2 separate regions of the Homo sapiens genome follow, and region 1 is linked to region 2. Evidence: read pairs that join two places in POLR2A ChIA-PET (ENCODE). Cell type or tissue: Caco-2. All regions are shown on one strand.

Region 1 (2,500 bases), 200 kb after region 2:
TCGAGGGGAAAGAACCGAGGGCTCACACACACGTGCTTACATGTACACACGCATGCATATTCACGCACAGAGACACACACTCTCCTGCCGTCAGCATCGCCGCACCAGAACAGCACATTTGTTAGAATTGATGAGCCAGTATTGATGAGTCCACAGTCTACGTTAGGGCTCACTCTGGGTGTTGTACATTCCATGGGTTTGGACAGGTGCATGATAAGTGACATCCACCATGACAGTACCGTATGGAGTAGTTTCGCTGCCCTAGAAATCCTCTGTGCCGCGCTTCTCTCTCCTGCACCCCGGCAGCCGCTGACCTTTTCACTGTCTTCATAGTGTTGCCTTTTCCAGAATGCCATAGGGTTGGAATCATACATGTGTAGCCTTTTCAGATGGGCTTCCTTCACTTGATAATATGCATTTAAATTTCTTCCCTGTCATTTCTTGGCTTGATAGCTCATTTCTTTTCAGCTGAATAACACTCTGTCATCTGGATGTGCCACAGTTTACCCTCCATTCACCTACTCAAGGTGGGTACTGATTGGTGGCTTCCATGTCTTTCTTTTTTGCTAGTTGTCACTACTGTCAGAAGAACCATGAAGCATCCTTAAATTCTGCTCTTTTTGAGGACACTTTTATTCCTTTTCCTGTAAGATCCCTTTTCTGGTAGGCTGTCCTCACCAATCATTTTTGACTCATTTTAATTAGAAAGTCACTTTACACATTAACACCTTACTAGAGGCATGTTTATACCTGTGTCTCTTTTTCTACTGGGAACTATTACTCCTGACTCCCAGAGTCTGGGAAGTGGCCCCACTGTGTGAATCCCATCAGCCAAGGCCACCATGTGGGCTCTAGGCTCACTCTCAAAGTCAGCAAGCCACATTTGGCTTTTCATGTCAGCACAATTATACTTTGTACAAAAGAATTAAGGTTTCTAAATCCCTAGTAATCTGAGCCTCAATCAGAGGCATTCATTGTGGACTTCTAGGCCTTTCTTGGACTCGAAGGTGGCCAGCAGGACCAAGCCACTGTCAACTGAGGAAGTGCGTCAGCTGGGCGACACCAGCTGCCAGCAGCTCGGGGCCTTGCCCTGTGGGGCTCTGCTCCTTGCACCGTCTCGGCATCTGCGGGGCTTTATGGTGACCCTGCTGGCATTCCACAGGCTGGGAAGTCACTGAGTTCGCCACTTTACACCAGAGGAAACAGGTCTTTGAAACTGGTGGTGACCTTTGGCCGGGCTGACGGGACCATGTTGGCTGTCTGGTTATGAGTGAAGTTCTCGCCCTGTGATGGCAGGTTTGTTTTTTAGTGCGGCATAAGTGTAAGCTATATTTGTGTAGGAAGTCCTAGCCCTGCCCCAAAAAGAGGCCAAAAGAGAATTATGATCTTTTGAAACAAGATATTTGTTTTAAATAAATAATATAATTTTAAAATGTATCCTGTGTTTTCTCTGAATCATCAGTTTTCATTCCACATTGTGTTGTAACAGATGAAACAACACATACCTGGAATGAATCTGCACCTATTTGCCACATCATTTTAACTACGTGGCCAGTAACCTAATTAGCAGCTCTGCAGCCAGCATCTGTATCTGTGTCCTGGGCAGGAGGCTAGAAGGTGCAGCCGGAGGGAGAATGTGGGTCCCTGCATCCTGCACGTGGCTCAGGCCAGGCCTGTCTGCCTTGACTCTCGGCATCTGTGAAATGAGGGTAACTTTCCATGGCACTGTGGTTACATGGGAGGGTAGGAGGCTGTTGGCAAGGGCACCCCGTGCCTGCAAGTGTGTTTTATTGATTAAACTAGGGCTTTCGAGGTGCCCTGGAAATCTTCTTCTGAACCCCACCTCTGTGTCTTTTGACCAGTTCTAACCTGAGAAAGAAGCTCTCCCTGCAGAACCTCCATTACTTGAGAAATAATTTGGACAAGCGTGCTGTTGGTTAAGGTTCACTCCCCACCTCCACCCTGCGGGATGTTGTTGGGTGTCTGTTTACCAGGGGTGTCACGGAGGAGAGAAGGGGCCAGCTGACCTCATGCAGCCAGGCTCTGATGACAGAGTGGGACACCCAGAGAAGATGAGGCCCCTGAATTCAAAACAGATGCCACTTTCATGGTGACAGTAATGAATGTTTGAGTGACTGCCCTGACTGGGTCAGATAGACCAGGGTGGGGAGCCCGGTCCTGGAGGGAGCCCCATATAGCTCGAGGGGCAGGGGACAGAGCAGCAAGGCCAGGCATCCATGGGCACACGTCGCTCCAGTGTAAACAAAAACAAAAGAAAAGAGCACGCGGTGAACATTTCCTGCTCTGTGTGTGTGTGTGTGTGTGTGTGTGTGTGTGTGTTCCATACGTGAAACTCTGTACTAGGCGAATACTTATTTTCTCTTGCCTGGCCTCTTTGGGAGAACAGAAGTACAAAATGGAAATTTGCATGTGTAGCTCTCAGAAGCAGCTTCTGAAACTTTGAGGACTCATAAAAGAGAAGAATGAATAACAGACCTGG
Region 2 (2,500 bases):
CCCACAAGCTCCTCAATCCTTTCCCTGCTTGAGCTGTGTGCCCTTCTGTCTTCCCACTCTTCTGTTCCTCCAGGGCTCTGCTAGCCAGGTCAACACCTCCACCTCCCAGGTCCCAGCCTGCCCTGGGCACATCCTGGGCTTGTTTCCTCCACCACACTGCACCAGGCAGCACCCTTCCAGTTGTTTTCCATTTTTCAGAAGTGTATTGGAGTTTCATGGCTGATAATAACCCAGCCCTCTCTGTTCTCCTCATATCCTTACCTCCACCTTAAAGAGATTTGGGATGGGTAGTGGTGGATGTGGGTGTTCAGTCCATCATCCTGAGTCAGATCCATCAAAGAGACATCATAAAGGCATTTTGGACTGACAGGAAACACCACCTAAAAATATTCACCTCTGAATGTTGGCTCAATACCTGTGGTCCATGGTGATTTGAGTGGCTAATCTAAGACCCTGCCTTATCTCTGTGCATGGACTCTGTTCATGGACTGCCTGATCTGCTTTCCCTGGCACTCAGGAGGTGATCATTCAACACATATGCCAGAGAGAAAGAAGCAAATCATTCACTGGCCCTTAAAAATGGAAGTGACCCACATTGTTTCTGCTACCTTTTAATGGGCAAAGCAATTCATGCAGCAACATCCAACCTCAAATGGTTTGGGAGAAGTGCCACCTCCCTGGCACCTGGAAGGAGGAAAGCTGGTAAATGCCCATTCTCTTCAGCCAGGTCACTGTCAAGTGATGCAACCTGATATGGTTTGGATGTTTTTCCCTCCAACTTTCATGTTGAAATGTGATCCCCAATGTTGAACGTGGGGCCTGGTGGGAAGCATTTTGGTCATGGGGGCGGATCCCTCATTAATGGCTTGGTGCCCTCCCCATGGTAATAAGTGAGTTCTTGCTCTGTGAGTTCACATAAGAGCTGATGGTTTAAAAGAGCCTGGTGGCCGGGCGCCATGGCTCACGCCTGTAATCCCAGCACTTTGGGAGGCTGAGGGGGGGCTGATCATGAGGTCAGGAGTTCAAGACCAGCCTTACCAATATGGTGAAACCCCATCTCTACTAAAAATACAAAAATTAGCCAGGCGTGGTGGCATGCGTGTAGTCCCAGCTACTCCAGAGGCTGAGGCAGGAGAATCGCTTGAACCCGGGAGGCAGAGGTTGTAAAGAGCCAAGATCACACCTCTCCACTCCAGCCTGGGTGACAGAGCTAGACTCCATCTCAAAAAAAAAATAAAAGAGGCTGGCATCCTTCTTGCTCCCTGTGTCACCATGTAATGCACTGGCTCCCCTCACTTTCCACCATGACTTTGAGCTTCCTGAGGCCCTCCCCAAAAGCAGATGCCAGCACCATGCTTCCTGTACAGTCTGCAGAATGATAAGCCAAAATAAACCTCTTTTCTTTATGAATTACTCGGTCTCAGGTATTCCTTTATAGCAAGGCAAATGGACTAACACATAGCCTGACTCCATAGCTGACCAGAGAAACTCACGTCTTCACCCCTCCATCAGTGGGAATGTGGCATCTTCCTGCTGTGACCCACTCTTCAGGGCACCAGCCAGCTTCTCACCTTTAGATGTTTTCCAGTGGAAATCAGGTATGAGAACTTGATGGCTCTGAATGCCTGGGTGACATGTGCAGCTCTCCCAGTGACTCTCCAAAACCCCTGCTTACTCAACTGGCAGCTTGAGACTGTGAAGAAGTACCTGATCACTTCCCTACAGAGGGACCCAGAATGCACAGTACACCAACATTCTCCCCAAAAAAGGTCTCCACCAATATCTTCTGCATTCCTTATATATCCTGGAGGAGGATAAAGAGTTAAGAGTCTCCAAACAGGTTTCACAATACATAGTCTTTTACCTACCGCTTTGAGCCTTTGGGTATTTCTGGATGTCAAGGCAACAGAAAAGGTTTTATTTAATGTCCTGTTATACTTAGAATCTCAGGGAGAAGGGATCGGAATCTCCAACTCCTCTCTTCCAGGAGGTTTCTATTAGGTTGGTGCAAAAGTAATTGTGGTTTTGCATAACTTTTAACGGCAAAAATGCAATTACTTTTGTGCCAACATAATAGAATTTTAATACTTTTAAATCTTTGAATACTATCATCTCCTTCACCAAGCAAATTCCAGACTTAACATAGTAGTTCTCTTGCCTAAGTAACATACATACATATACATACAGACATAAATTTTAAAATCTCATCTCGTCAGATAGCTGACCCACCTCATGAATATTAAGAACATTGCTCTCGTGGTCATTTTTTTTTTTTTTGAGACAAGAGTTTCGCTCTGTTGCCCAGGCTAGAGTGCAGTGGCAGTGATCTCGGCTTACTGCAAGCTCCACCTCCTGGGTTCACGCCATTCTCCTGCCTCAGCCTCCCGAGTAGCTGGGACTACAGGTGCCCGTCACCACGCCCGGCTAATTTTTTGTATTTTTAGTAGAGACAGGGTTTCACCTTGTTAGCCAGGATGATCTCGATCTCCTGACCTCATGA

Evidence for each region. ChIA-PET counts read pairs that join two places held together with the same protein. Peaks named below come from ENCODE experiments on the same cell type or tissue, not always from the same donor. Only the 100,000 strongest peaks of a DNase experiment are listed, where the experiment ranks them.
Region 1: POLR2A ChIA-PET joins it to region 2 with 5 read pairs; 3 of 35 experiments call an interaction of 5 or more read pairs at or near these places.

The regions. Positions count from the first base shown.
Region 1 is chr7:47,497,503-47,500,002 of GRCh38, reverse strand. All of the region lies in intron 3 of TNS3 (tensin 3), which reads left to right. Among named protein-coding and RNA genes, the nearest start is that of SNORD151, 34 kb to the right of the region's middle. RefSeq lists an enhancer at 2,257-2,336. In Caco-2, no CTCF peak of the experiment used is centred here; a DNase peak (open chromatin) is centred at 1,192.
Region 2 is chr7:47,696,001-47,698,500 of GRCh38, reverse strand. No RefSeq gene overlaps it. Among named protein-coding and RNA genes, the nearest start is that of LINC02902, 42 kb to the right of the region's middle. In Caco-2, no CTCF peak of the experiment used is centred here; no DNase peak of the experiment used is centred here.